Regions from separate parts of the Homo sapiens genome. Here region 1 is linked to region 2. Evidence: chromatin loops called from intact Hi-C (ENCODE). Cell type or tissue: endothelial cell of umbilical vein. All regions are shown on one strand. Links, peaks and the distances in the headings refer to the core of each region. The heading gives the core; the rest is flanking DNA.

The links. Hi-C counts contacts between places; a loop is a spot of excess contacts. Peaks named below come from ENCODE experiments on the same cell type or tissue, not always from the same donor. Only the 100,000 strongest peaks of a DNase experiment are listed, where the experiment ranks them.
Region 1: a loop joins it to region 2, with 2.5 times the contacts of the local background. A loop is called at or near these places in 7 of 110 quality-filtered maps.

The regions. Positions count from the first base shown.
Region 1 is chr5:171,626,298-171,633,797 of GRCh38, reverse strand. No RefSeq gene overlaps it. Among named protein-coding and RNA genes, the nearest start is that of SMIM23, 160 kb to the left of the region's middle. In endothelial cell of umbilical vein, for the core only: a CTCF peak has its summit at 3,546; a DNase peak (open chromatin) is centred at 3,567; H3K4me3 peaks cover 243 bases; H3K27me3 peaks cover 881 bases.
Region 2 is chr5:172,036,277-172,043,776 of GRCh38, reverse strand. STK10 (serine/threonine kinase 10) reads left to right here. Exons shown (of 19, transcript NM_005990.4): 19 at 1-1,698. Among named protein-coding and RNA genes, the nearest start is that of FBXW11, 33 kb to the right of the region's middle. In endothelial cell of umbilical vein, for the core only: a CTCF peak has its summit at 3,431 (motif pointing right); a DNase peak (open chromatin) is centred at 3,446.

The sequences.
Region 1 (7,500 bases), core at 1,363-6,362, 410 kb after region 2:
AGAATTTTTCATAAACTCCTCAAAGGCCCAAGGTCTCATCTCATCACATGCAGACTGACAAATCCTTCCAGATCTTTCCTCTGTGTTCCTAGGTCGTCTCTCCTGGGAGTGCCCTTGAAATCACTGGGATTCTAAAACAAAGAAAATAACACTACTACTAATAATAACAATAATAGCAGAGGCTACCAGTTTGCGCACCTACAAAAGTCCAGGAATTATGTTTCCATGTATCTTATTTAACCCTCACAGCCACCCTGTGAGGTGGGTCATGTTATCATCCCCATTCCATAGATGAGAAAATTGAGAAACAGAGAAGGGACTGGCTTAGCTAAAGTCATAAAGGAATGGCGGAGGTGAATCTCAGCACAGGCAGCCAGTGGGCTCATAAGAAGTGCTGAGCAGGGCCTGGTGCAGTGGCTCACACCTGTAATCCCGGCACTTTGGGAGGCTGAGGTGGCCAGATCACTTGAGGTCAGGAGTTTGAGACCTGCCTGACCAACATGATGAAACCCCATCTCTACCAAAAATACAAAAATTAGTCAGGCATGATGGCAGGTGCCTGTAATCCCAGCTACTCAGGAGACTGAGGCAGGAGAATTGCTTGAACCCGGAGGCCGAGGTTGCAGTGAGCTGAGATTGCACCACTGCACTCCTGCCTGGGCGAGAGAGTGTCTCTGGAGGCAGCAAAGAGGGTCCAATGAGCGCTGGAGCGCCACGTGAGCCTCCTTCTAGGCTGCGAAAGCATGTAGTAGGTTCAGTAACAATTGGTTGAATAAAAAAAAGTCTCCATAAATGTTATGGGGTGAGTTCCCCCATTTTAGGAATAAGGAAATGGAAGGGGATAAAAGTTCAAATCCAAGAACACTCTAAAGGAGCTAGGATTGAAACCAAGGTCTCTCTGACCTCAAGCTCTTTTCCACCACACTGTGGGGTCTGTGGTTGTGTACTGGCTGTTGAGACCAGAACCACAGGGACCAGCTGACTGTCTTGCGGTGGCTGAGAGCTGAGGCCTTGGCTCTGGCCACCACACTGTCCCTGCCCACCGTGGATCCTAAAGGGCTGTGGGAGGGAGGGTTTGGGCCCTTGCTGCCCAACTGAAACACAGTGTGAACCGCAAGTGCAAGCCACATACATAAGTTTTAATTTTCCAGTAGCTACATTAGAAAAGTAAAGAGAAACTGGTAAAAATAATTTTATTATATATTTTGCTTAACTTAATATATATCCACATATTATAAATTTAGTGTATAGTCGATACAAAACATGACAAATGAGTTTTCTTTCTTTCTAATTTTTTTAAGGATTTCAAATCCAGTGTGCATTTTATACTTACAGCACATCTCCATTTGAAGTAGCCATACTTCAAGTGCTGAACAGCCACTAGGCTGGGCAAGTTTGGATGATTCAGAGAAAACTTTGCCCTTCCCACTCTCCTCTCGTTCACCTCCTACACACATGCCACACACGAAAAATCAAATCAATATACATACATACATAACGTTTTATATATATATATATACACATATATATATATAATATATTTCTCAAAATGACAAGAGTATAGAGCTAGAGAACAGGCTGGCGATTGCCAGTGGTTAGGAAGAAGAGGAGAGATGAGCGGGTGTGATCCTCCAGGGTATCCCGAGGGAAATCATGATGATGATGGAATAGTTCTGTGTCTTGATTGTGGTGGTGGTTACACAGATCATCAACATGGGATAAAATGACCTAGAACTATACACACAGACTGCACTCACGTCAATATCCTGACTTTGACATTGTACTAGAGTTATGTAAGATGCCACCATCGGGAAAAACCAGATGAAGGGTACATAGGAATTGTCTGTATTATCTTTGCAGCTTCCTATGAATTTATATTTATTTCCAAACTAAAGGCTTAAAAAACAAAAAGAACAGAAAAGAAAAAGGAAACAACCTAAATGTCCAAAAATACGAGATTTTGGTTAAATGAACTATGCTGTCAGTCACTTTACATATACATTTTATTGTGTATACATTATATTTTATTTATTTATTTATTTTGAGATGGGGTCTCACTGTGTCATCCAAGCTAGAGTGTAGTGGCACAATCTCGGCTCGCTGCAACCTCTGCCTCTCCGGTTCAAGTGATTCTTGTGCCTCAGCCTCCCAAGTAGCTGGGACTACAGGTGCACACCACCATGTCCAGCTAAATATTGCATTTTTAGTAGAGCCAGGGTTTCACCATGTTGGTGTATATACATTTTATTGTACATTGCCGTACAATGAAATGATTCTGAGCCATTTAGAATGATCAAGAAAACCACATAGGCAGACAAAGAAAATCGGAATACACGACAGCATATCCTGTAAGATTTCCTTGTTGTAACTAGGTTTGTGTGTGCACCAGACACACGAAAGTCTGATAGGATAAGACACAATGTTAGCGGTGGTTATCTCTGGGTGACTTTCGTCTTTTGAACTGCCCAATGTTTTATGATGCACATGTATTACTTTAGTAATCAGGGAGAATATGCTATTTCTATGTTGGGGAAAAAAAAGAAAAGTGTAAGAAAGTGGCCGAAGGGCAGCAGATTGTGTGGCCATGCCATCGTTCTATCCCGAACGCAGCTCCATGAAGGTGTGCAAAGGGAGGCCAGCAAAGAAGTTCTCCCAGGGGAAGGGACAGTGAAATATGTGCTTTGCTTTCTGGCAGGAACCAAACAAAAGGAGATGGAGTGATTCAGACCAAAGGCCACAGCACGTCAGGAATAAAACAGCACCTGGTATATTACAGTCCCAAAACACGTGTGTGGACTAGGGGTGGGGATGTGTAAAAAAAAAAAGAGAAACTGGTTGCTGAATCTGGGTAGGAATTCAGCTATGAGCGCTCTCTGTCTCTCTCTCTCAAATAGTCTTTGGTACTTTTGCTCTGTCATCATTTCTGTTAAGAGAAGCACCTGGTTTTATATTTGCAACCACAAGCTCAAAATGCCTTTCTGCTGGGTTTGTCTACATCTGGGCCCAGGGAGGCCACAGCCCCTGAGTAAATCACCCTGAAGGCTCAGCCAGGGACCTGGATGAGCAGAAATTTCTGTGAAGGTTGGGGTGGCAATTAGGACTTGCATGAATAATCCAGACAACAATCACCAGGGTAATTAATATTTCTTTTATTTTAAAGAATTTACTGTGCCCCAGACACTGTCTGTCGCTGCTCTGCATTACTTTCTAAAATTGGTATTGCTCCGTTTTACAGATAAACTGAGGACTAGGGGAGGTAACCAGCTGAAGGTCATGCAGCTAGTCCTGGATGGAGCCAGGGGGGCCCCAGTCCCGTCTGTCCCCAAAGCTACGTTCTTTCTACACGGGGCCTTGGGTGGTCCCCTTCATTTTCCTTGGGGACACGAGGATAAACGGAGGAAGGCAGAGTTTGCACAGAACCTTGTGGCTCCCCTCGAGGGTAGACATCTGCTGGTGCCACCCGAATGGCCACTCCTGACGGAGCGGGTCCCAGGATGGCGAGGCTGCGCGGGCTGGGACGGGATCTCCTGCGCACAGGCTCCCCCTTATGGAAATGAGGGAGACGCCGCTGCAACTCCAACCTGCCGCTCCACCCAGACAGAGGCGCTGGGAAGGGCTGCCCACGCCCACCCAGCCCTGCGCCTGGATGACGGCCCGCCCCGGGCTTCCTGCTCGGAGCGCGCTCTGGCCCCTAGAGCAGGCATCTTCTTTGGCGTTCCACTCGAGGACGTGTTCTTGAATCCACACGCTACTGAATGTTGATAAATAAAATAACATAAGCTGACAGAGGCCTGAGAAGAAGCGATGATATTTACAATGGGCTTCTCAGGGAGCTTTTCCTGTTTCGACACCAGAAGGAAAACATCCTTGCTTTAAAATATATATAGCATGTGTAATGTTTTATTTCCTAGGATGGCTGAGAACTGCTTTCTAACCATAGAGCTTTGGTTGAATTCTGTTCCCTCCGTGAGCCTCAGCGCCCTCATCTGTAAGATGGGTGTGATGACACTGATCTCATAGGATGGTTGTGACCTGTGCCCATAAAGGGCTTTAGGTCCTTCTGGGAATCTTACAATTCCAGTGCTCATTCACTTACTCAGTAATTAAGCCACTCAAAAAAAGTGTTTACCCAGCACCCACTATGTGCCAGGCACAATGAGGAAATCAGACAGGGGCCCTCTGTGTCTTTAAAAACAAGGGTGAGGCCTGGCTGCCAGGAGGCACGCAGGAAATGGAGGAAGCCCTCGGGGAAGGGAGGACAGAGAGAAGGAGCGACCACGTGATTTCCCTGACCTGCAGCCCACTGGGTCAGCTGGACCGGGAGCCAGGACACCTGACTCTAACTTGGTCCCTATTTCTCTGTGACCTTGTCCTCTGCTCCTCCCTCCCTCTCTCTGAGCCTCCATTCACCCACCTGCAAAATGGAGGAGCAGAAGGGAACGCCTGGTGGAGGTGCTGTGATTTGACCAGCCAAGCCTCCTTTGGATTAAAAGACAGCCCTGCTTCAGACTGTCCCCCATCCCTGTCCTCCATGGTCGTCCCCCCATCATGGTGCCCCCATGGGGTCCTCTTGCCTGTTCTCCCTGAGCCCTAGAACACTGTCCCTGCTCTTTAGACGTAGGCAGGGTTGGGCAGGGGGACCTGGCTCTGTAATCTGAACCTCAGTTTCCTCATCTATAAAAGGATTTGTAAAAGGGATCCTTGGTGGTTTGATTCTGAGGATTTAACAATAAGGACTCCAAAGTGCAAGGGTGGGAGAGTGCTTTGTAGCCATCCATGCCCTCCACAGATAGACAGTCCTGTTGATCTTATTATCTGGGGCATCCCTGTGGAAGCGCGTCCTCTGGGGTGGGCTTTGAGGGGATGGGAAATGAAGAGATTCAGCTGTAGGGCTTGCCAAGTAAATACCCCTAGACTTCCTGAAGGAGGAGATTCCAGAGCAGGCTGCTGGGATGAGAATGAGTTTGCAAATTGAGTGGCAGGGCTGTCAGTGTGGGGAGGGGGATATTCCACGTGGAGGAAACTGAGTATACAGAAGTTCGTGTATTGAAATAGCCTGGAGGCTGGCTTTGATCCTAATAAGGGAAGATCTTCAAGCTAGTATTCTGCGCGGGAGGGCAGCCAACATGGGGGTTTGGGAAGAGGAGGCTGGTAAGGCAGGCAAGACACCCTGGGCATGAAGGGCTTTGGATGCCAAGACCTTTGGGACTTTGGATTTCAGACCAAGGGAAGCCATGCTTGTGTAACTTGGGCGGAGCAGAGAGGGGAATTGAAGCGGGAGAGACCAGGGTGGCAATAATCCAGTGGGGAGAGAGAGTGAGAGCTGGCTGCGGTCAAGGCTGTGGGGATGTGGAAAAGGGAAAGTATTTGAGAGATGTTCCCGAGATGGCCCCAACGGGGCTGCATGATGGATTGACTGTGGGGCGTGAGGCAGAGGGAAGATCTTACCATCTAGCTGGAGGGCCCAGACAGACACCCGGGAACAAGAGTGAAGTAGATGAGAGAGAGGATAATTAAGTGCTAAATTGTGCAGCTTAATTTATTGTCTGGATAGTTGCCTTGTACTATAAACCCCGTTGCTCTAATGAGCTCATGACATCAGTCAGCAAGGAAAGTATGCCTAACGCATTGCCCATCACACTGGGGCCATCTGTGGGCACTGCCCAGATGCCTATCTGGACAGACACTCTGGCTGCCAGGCTTCTGGACTCAGTTTGCAATTGAGGGTACCAACAAGTGCCAGGCCAGGGCACCTCTGGCAAAATCCCTTCCTTAGAAGCTTCAGAATCCAAAAGGCCAGGGACTCCCAGGGGTTTAGTTCCAAAGAGGAAGGAAGGAGGCACAGAGTTGGAACTTCACTGTAATGCAAGAGCATGGGTCCTGCCCCAGGGTCCAGGGGAGTTGGATTCACATCTAGCCCCCTTCCTGCTTATGTGACCTTGGGCTGGCCTCCAACCCTTCTGAGCCATTCATTGTCTTATCTGTGAATTCAAGCAAGCACCCAGAAAGTGTTCTGTGAACCTCAGTTATCATGAAAAGATTCTCCCAGTTGAGGCCGGGCATGGTGGCTCACACCTGTAATCCCAGCACTTTGGGAGGCCGAGGCGGGTAGATCACAAGGTCAAGAGATTGAGACCATCCTGGCCGACATGGTAAAACGCTGTCTCTACTTAAAATACAACAAATTAGCTGGGTGGTGGCATGCGCCTCTTAGTCCCAGCTACTTGGGAGGTTGAGGCAGAAGAATCACTTGAACCTGGGAGGCGGAGTGTGCAGTGAGCCGAGATTGTGCCACTGCACTCCAGCCTGACAACAAAGTGAGACTCTGTCTCAAAAAAAAAAAGATTCTCCCAGTTGAAAAAGATGTTGAAAACAATAGGTATGTAAGAGCACCCACCTTACTTACTTCTCATGGACCACATCCCAGGCCTGGAGCTCCTGGGGATGCAGAGAATTTATTCTGTCCACCTACACTGGAGGGGAGAAGACAATTCACCCTTGATTCTATTACTCCGTTTATTGAGTCTTTTAAAGAGATTTTCAGTGTGTGATAAAGAGAGAGGGGTTTGTCTTGGTGAAAACCAGAGGCTTTTTGAAGAAAATGCACCCCAAACAGGCCTTGGATAATAGTCTAGACTTTCTTGCCAGAGAAATAGCCCCTTGCACTTGCTCTTCTTAACAAGGTTGCTGGAAATATCTTTGTTGGAAGTGCTTAGAAGAATATCTGGTTAGAGGGGTAGGGGCGAGGGTGAAATGCAGCTGCATTTACAGAGAATTTTATATGACATTGAGAAGGGTCCATTTTCCATAGCAAGGAAAATCAAATCTGATAGAGATTGTGGAAGAGGCCAAAGCTCCCACTAGCCCATCTCCCCCAGGCCACCATTCCTCATAACACTGACTGCAATCGTAATGGAGAGATTGTTTGATTTTCTGCTTAAAATATGCACCACCACCCTTCCTGCAATAGAGGATGCCTGGCACAAGATAAGCACTCAATACATTTTTGTTGAATAAATGAATGAAGAAAGCAGAGGCAGTAGTCAAAGACATTCACGTGGAAACAAGATTTTCTTTTCACTTATCGGGTCACCGAAGATTAAAAAGTGATCACTCATATCCAGCTTTGAACACAGTGAGAAGGAACAGCACTCTGGATACTTTCTGGGGTGGTAGAGTGACAGATCTTCCCAGGGCACACTTTGGCCACCAAAGACTTACAAAATGCTCATGCTCTTTAACACAGCAACACCACTGCTCGGGAGGGAGTCTCAGGAGTAGAAAGACGTCTCACCGTGAGATACTGGAAACAACCTAAATGCTCAACACTAGGGCATTGGTTTAAAAAACTGTGATGATCCTTGGAATGTTATGGACGCATTTAAAATCACGATAGAGGTGTGTATACACGGAAACGTGCTCACAATGTGTTAAGCAGGGGAGAAGCAATCGCCGTTCCACAAGGTATATATACACCAAGTGAGCCTGAGGGACAGTGAC
Region 2 (7,500 bases), core at 950-5,949:
AATGGAATGCCCCTGCCCCAGGAACATGGCAGAAGCACAGGTTCTGTACCTCAGATGGACTCCTGCTGGGCCTTCGGGGTCTCAGTTGGCTTCCCCCAGATTCTGATTCTACAGCTGCAGAATGTATATAACGCAATAAAAGCAAATGTTTGAACCAGTATGCGGGTTTACTTACAAGGAAACCTTTTTTCACCCTGATTTCTAATTATTTTATTGAAACAACTATAAAATGTATGGTTTCTCCAGGAAGATATCTGCTTTTTAAAACAACAAACAAGAACAACAACACAAAACTGGTAATGATTTGGAGTAATCATGCGGGCATATTGAGTCTGGGTAGTGTTTCGCTGGTGGTAGAGTGGTTGAGACTTCCTGGGAGGACTTTTTCCGCCTTCACTCCTACAGATTTAAGATTCTTTATTTTTAGGCCGGGCATGGTGACTCACCTGAGGTGAGGAGTTCGAGACTAGCCTGGCCAACATGGCAAAACCCTGTCTCTACTAAAAGTACAAAAATTAGCCAGGCGTGGTGGTGCATGCCTATAATCCCAGCTACTCGGGAGGCTGAGGCAGGAGAATCGCTTGAACCCAGGAGGCAGAGGTTGCAGTAAGCCAAGGTCACACCACTGCACTCCAGCCTAGGTGACAGGGCGAGACTCTGTCTCTCAAAAAAAAAAAAAAAAAAAATTCTTTGAGACAGGGTCTCTAATATGTTGCCCAAGCTGATCTCAAACTCGTGGCTCAACTGATTCTCCCGCTTCAACCTTGAGTAGCTGGGACGACAGATACATGCTACTGCACCCAGCTAGGTTAAGGTTCTGTATACTCTGTCTTTCTAAAGCAATTCCCTGGAAATTTTCTCAACATTGGTTATAACTGAATGCTTGGGAAGGGAGGGGCAGCCCTTCAACAGGAAAAGGGGACTGCCCAAATCTTAAATGCACAGTCAAGATTCTCTTGGAGCTAGCAATGGTTCTCAGGTTAGTGAGCATTTAGCTTGCCTGCTGCAGAATTTGACCCAGATGGGGGTGTTTTTTAGGTCTCTCACAAATGAGACAAGCGAAACAATTGTCTCCTTTTATTCTCTTTGGTGCATTGGTGCTGGGGAAACATGAACTAGCGGCAGTGTAACTGCAGAACATAGACCCAGTTCTACCAGGCCAGGCCAGCGTTGGGAACCACCAGACAGGGCTGCTTTGGGCTTTGCTTACAGTATTTCCATGTGTAGCCTGGCGTGTGAGAAAGTATTAGGTGAAATGCCAGTTTCATGGTTCAGGTGAAAGTCTGTGATCATTCCCCTCGTGGCTCGTCCTTCACATCACTTTTGCCCTTCAAGGAGTTGCCGCGTCCCCGCTCAGTGCCGCCTGAGCCCTCAGAGCTCCCCTGTGCTTTTCTGGATGGGGACTGGCGGGGTCACCTAGCCTCACCGTGGAGCCACCGTGCAATGCCCATCTCTGAGAGGCCCACGCGGTATTCCTCGTGCCCTGTGTTAGTGCTTTCTGTATAAGGGACAGACAGAACTGGGTTTTTTTCCTCTGTCTGGTTTTAGAGTAAATGTAACTAACTTTTATTTTCCCTTTATGAAAGATAGAAATTATTTTTATGTAGTTTCCAGACTTTATACAAAATTTTTGTAAAATGTTCTCTGGAAAGTTAACTACAAGAATGTAAATATGCTTCTAATAAAATAACAAGGTTATTTGCCGTTCAGGTTGTTCTTTTGGATTGGGGTGGAAAGCAGGGCACACTTAACCATACTCACCCGGCAAGAAAGGGCTTATCTTCCAAGTACGCAGGTGCCTCCCAGGTCATACGGCAGCTCAGACTTCGGGTTTCTCTTTGGAAAGACATTATGCTTGGCTGAGAGAGAGCATGTCATGGGGCATGTTCTCTACAGACATTTAATATCATTCTCATTTAACAACAAACATTCATTGACCCCAAAAAGTTTTCACCTGTTAATGTACTGAATCCTTTCAACAATCGGAGGAAGACACCATCATTCCCATTTTATGTATTTATTATTTTTTTAGAGACAGGGTCTCCCTATCACCCAGGCTGGAGTGCAGTGGCATGATCATGGTTCACCGTAACCTCAAACTCTTGGGCTCAGATGATCCTCCCACTTTATCCTCCTGAGTAGCTAGGATTATAGGCATGAGCCACGGTGCCTGGCTTTTTTTTGTGGAGACAGGCGACAGGGCAGGGGGGATCACTATGTTGCCCAGGCTGGTCTCAAACTCCCGGCTTCAAGCAATCCTCCTGTCTCAGCCTCCCAAACAGCTGGAATTACAGGTGTGAGCCACCCCCCACCACACCAGGCTCATTCTCATTTTCTAGATGAGGAAATGGGCACTAGGCAAAGGGAAGGGTCAAGCCAGTTCTCAAAACACTGTAAGTGACGCCTATAAGGTTCAAACCTGGACCTTCTGCCAGAGGTGTTTCTGGCATACCTCCCGTGTCTCACTCAACTGCCACTTGAACTAATCAAGGGTCGTACAGATGCCTAGCCACTAGCCATCCCTGCCGTATTTAAAAGAATCTGTCTGCCATGCCTCTGAAACACGATTCAGGCTTTCTTAACTTTGGGTCCATAGACTCTTCCCACAATGGATCCATATGTAGAATTCAGGGTGTCTTGGTATCTGGATGGCAAAAGATTTGGTCTTTAGTTTTACTACAAACTGTAGTAGTATTAGCAGTAGCTGTGACTGTCACCAGTAGAAATCCCAGATATTTCATATCACATTGCAGCTGTGGTAGAGATCTCAAAATATTTTTATCACTTTGAAATTACAGTAGCTATTAGACCTATTACTAGATCTTGTTATTTAACGTGCATATGTGTATATACATCCATATATCACATTACATGGGCATATATATCACATACAAAATATATACAGGTTTTCCAGTATTTTGTTACCTGTATTCCATATGATTGGTTTCATTTGTAATCTATGTGCTTTATATTACACACTTGAAAATATTATTCTGAGAAGCCACCAGGCGCAGTGGCTCAAGCCTGTAATCCTAGCACTTTGGGAGGCCGAGTCGGGTGGATCACTTGAGGTCAGGAGTTTGAGACCAGCCTGACCAACATGGTGAAACCCCGTCTCTACTAAAAATACAAAAATTAGCCAGGCGTGGTGGCACACCTGTATTCCCAGCTACTCGGGAGGCTGAGGCATAAGAATGGCTGGAACCAGGAGGCAGAGGTTGCAGTGAGCCGAGATCGTGCCACTGCACTGAAGCCTGGGCGACAGAGCGAGACTGTCTCAAAAAATATGCATTATTCTGAGAAGGGATTCATATTCTTTGTGGAATGCCAAAGGAGTCCACGGCGCAAAAAATGATTTAGAACCCCTGTTTCTTCAGCCTTGAGTTGTCTCTGTCCCAGAAACCTTCTGACCAGCAGGGGGCAGGCCGCAGCCACAAGGTCAGTGCGGAGTTCACATTGATTACTGTCTGGGGGATACAAACAAATAAGCAGCCGGCCTGCCTGCCATTAAGGGCTAGAAAAATGATTGAGGTTCTAGTGAAAAATAATTCATGAAACTGACAAAACAACAGTGCATTAGAGGATTCTTAGGACTCGGGAAATGAGATCATTCCTCATTCGACACCTCTTAAGCACCATGTGCTGGAGATGCCGAGATGAGTAAGACACTGACACTGTCTCCTTGTCCTTGTAGGGAAACAGACCTGGAAAAGCAGAGTGTAAGTTCAGACTGACGTTGCCTGGGAGAATCAGGGAAGACTTCCCAGAGAAGGTGATGCTGAGTCTTGGAAGACAAACTAGTATGTGCCAGAACGTGTGCATTCAGAGACTGCGATATCGTTTAGGGTAAATGCTTTATGGGTCATGAGGCTGAAGAGATGGACAGGTCCAGACTAACATGCCAGGCTAAAACACTTATCTATCCCAAGGGCAGTCAGAAGAAGGGGAGTTTACTCAGGGGAAGGACAGTTGAAATCATGGCCTTAGCAATTCAAGAGACCAGCTGAAAAAGACTGAGATGAGGTTAAAAGAGTTTTTTGGCCACAGAGGTTTGAGGCTTTCAGAAGGAAAGGGAAGACTGCAGGCTCCATGAGGGGAGGAAGTAAGACTTTTTTTTTTTTTAATGGAATCAAGCTCTGTCGCCCAGGCTGGAGTGCAGTGGCGTGATCTTGGCTCACTACAACCTCCACCCCCCGGGTTCAAGCGATTCTCCTGTCTCAGCCTCCTGAGTAGCTGGAATTACAGGCATGCACCACCACCACGCCAGACTAATTTTTATATTTTTAGTAGAGACGGGGTTTCACCATGTTAGTCAGGCTGGTCTCGAACTCCTGACCTCATGATCCGCCTGCCTTGGCCTCCCAAAGTGCTGGGATTATAGGCGTGAGCTACTGTACCCGGCCGGAAGTAGGACTTTTTAGCTGACGCCTTGCTATGGTGTAAATGTCCCCTCCAAAACTCATTGAAATTTAATTGCCACTATAAGGATATTGAGAGGTGGAATCTTTAAGAGGTGATTAGGTCATGAGGGCTCTGCCCTCATGAATGGACTAATACCATTATTGCAGAAGTGAGTTAGTTATCATGGGAATGGATTCCTGATAAAAAGGATGAGTTGGCCCGACATGGTGTCTCACGTCTGTAATCCCAGCATTTTGGGAGGCTGAGGTGGGTGGATCGCCTGAAGTCAGGAGTTCAAGACCAGCCTGGCCAACATGGTGAAAACTCCATCTCTACTAAAAATACAAAAATTAGCCAGATGTGGTGGCGGACACCTGTAATCCCAGTTACTCAGGAGGCTAAGGCAGGAGAATCGCTTGAACCCAGGAGGCGAAGGTTGCAGTGAGCCAAGATTGCACCACTGCACTCCTGCCTGGGTGACAGAGCAAGATTCCGTTCCCCCCTCCCCACCCCAAAAAAAGGATGAGTTTGCCCAATTCCCTCTCTCTGTCTCATGTGCTCACTTCTGTCTTCTATTTTGTGCCATGGGATTACCCTTGCCAGACACTGGCATTATGCTCTTGGACATCCCAGCCTCCAGAACAGTGAGTCAAATAAACTTCTGTTCTTTATCAATTTACCTAGTCTATGGTATTCTGTTATAGCAGCAGAAAACTGACTAAGAGAGAAAATTGGTACTGAGTAGTGGTCTGTTGCTATAACAAACACCTGTGAAAAATGTAGAGGCCACTCTGGAACTGGGTAATGGGTAGAGGCTGGAAAAATGGGAAGAAGCAGGCTAGAAAAAGCCTACACTGCCGTGAATGGAGCATTAAGGGTGATTGTGGTGAGGGCTCAGGAGAGAAGAGCCGTGGGGAAAGTCTGAATCTTCTAAGACATTACTTAAATGCTCATGACCCGGATGTTGATAGAAATATGGACAGTAAATGCCATTCTGTGTGAGGTCTCAAATGGAAATGAGGAACAAGGTATTAGAGACTGGAGTAAAGGCCATTCTTGTTACATAGTTGAAAATAACTTGGTGGAATTCTGTTTGTGTCCTAGGACTTTATGGAATTTAGGAGCAATGAACTAGGGTATCTGGCAAAAAAAAAAAAAAAAAAAAGCAGCTAAGCAACAAAGCATTCAGGCTGCTGCATGGCTGCTTTCAATGACATACAGTGAGATGCAAGAGCAAAGAAATGACTTAAAGACAGAATTTATAATTAAAAGAGAAGCAGAATAGATCTAGAAAGTTCTCAGCTTGGCCATGTAAAGAGTGAAAAAGTAAGCTTGGGAGAGAATACTAAGGGTGTGGCTAAGTGACAATTTCCTAAAGAGATTAAATGACTAGAAGGGAGCCAGGTACTATTCATCAAGATAATGGGAGAAAGACCCTGAAGAGCAAAACTTCATCTCACAAAATAAAATAAGTAAAATAATAAATTTGATGCCTATGAGACATCCACAGAGAGATGTCATTTGTGTACACACATCTGGTGCTCAGAGGAAATATCTCGGCTGGGAGGTTATAAGTTTGAGACTAGAGCATAAGATGGGTAGTTGACAAAAATAAAGTTGGAGAGGAGGCTTGACTAGGGAGAGATATATGCAAACCATGAAGAGGAATTTGGATTTTATCCTGCAAACAAGGTATGGCCTCTGCTTGATATTGTAGGCAGATGATTGGCTGCACTGTAAAAAAACAAATTGGAGGGACAGGGGCTGGAGGGTGGCTGACAATCAGGGTGCTTACAGTAATCTAGGTAAAAGATGGGAAGGGATTTTCATATACAGCTTTATATACTGAGTTTTTTCACTTACATTACATTATGAACATTTAACAATGTTACTAAAAGTTCTCTGGAAACTTTATTTATTTATTTATTTATTTATTTATTTATGAGATGGAGTTTTGCTCTTGTTGCCCAGGCTGGAGGGCAGTGGTGTGATCTCGGCTCACCACAACCTCCACCTCCCGCGTTCAAGCCATTCTCCTGCCTCAGCCTCCCGAGTAGCTGGGATTACAGGCATGCGCCACCATGCCCAGCTAATTTTGTATTTTTAGTAGAGACAGGGTTTCTCCATATTGGTCAGGCTGATCTCGAACTCCCGACCTCAGCTGATCTCCCCACCTCGGCCTCCCAAAGTGCTGGGATTACAGGTGTGAGCCACAGCGCCTGGCCAGAAACATCGTTTTAAGTGGCTAATTAACCCACCACCCTATGAATGTTTATTATCTACTTAATCAGTACTATACAGTTAGGGATTCTGGCTATTTTCTGGTTTTTCATTAGGAATCTTATTCTTTCATGTGACTACATATCTTCTGTGCTAGGTAAAACCATTTCCCTCTACCTTGATGATTAAAAAAAAAATTATCTGGCAAATCTCATACCTTTTCCAAAATCACTTTGTAAAGTCTAGTTACCACGTTTTACTTTCACATTGATGTAAAACTTTTTCTCGGCTGGGTGCGGAAGCTCACGCCTGTAATCCCAGCACTTTGGGAGGCCAAGGCAGGCAGATCACCTGAGGTCAGGAGTTCGAGACCAGCCTGACTAATGTGGTGAAACCCTGTCTCTACTAAAAATACAATAATTAGCTGGGTGTGGTGGTGGGCGCCTGTAGTCCCAGCTACTTGGGAGGTGGAGACAGGAGAACTGCTGGAACTTGGGCAGCGGAGGTTGCAGTGAGCCGAGATCGTGCCATTGCACTCCAGCCTGGGTGACAAAAGCTAGACTCCATCTCAAAAATAAATAAATAAATAAATAAATAAAATAAAATAAAATAAAACTTTTTCTCAGGCTAGGCATGGTGGCTCATGCCAATAATCCCAGCACATTGGAAGGCCAAGGCGAGTGGGTCCCTTGAGCTCAGGAGTTTGAGACCAGCCTGGGCAACATGATGAAACTCTGTTTCTACAAGAAATGCAAAAAATTAGCTGGGCGTGGTGGCACACACTTGTTGTCTTAGCTACTCAGGAGGCTGAGGTGGGAGGATAGCTTGAGCCAGGGTGGTGGAGGTTGCAGTGAGCCAAGATCACTCCATTGCACTCCA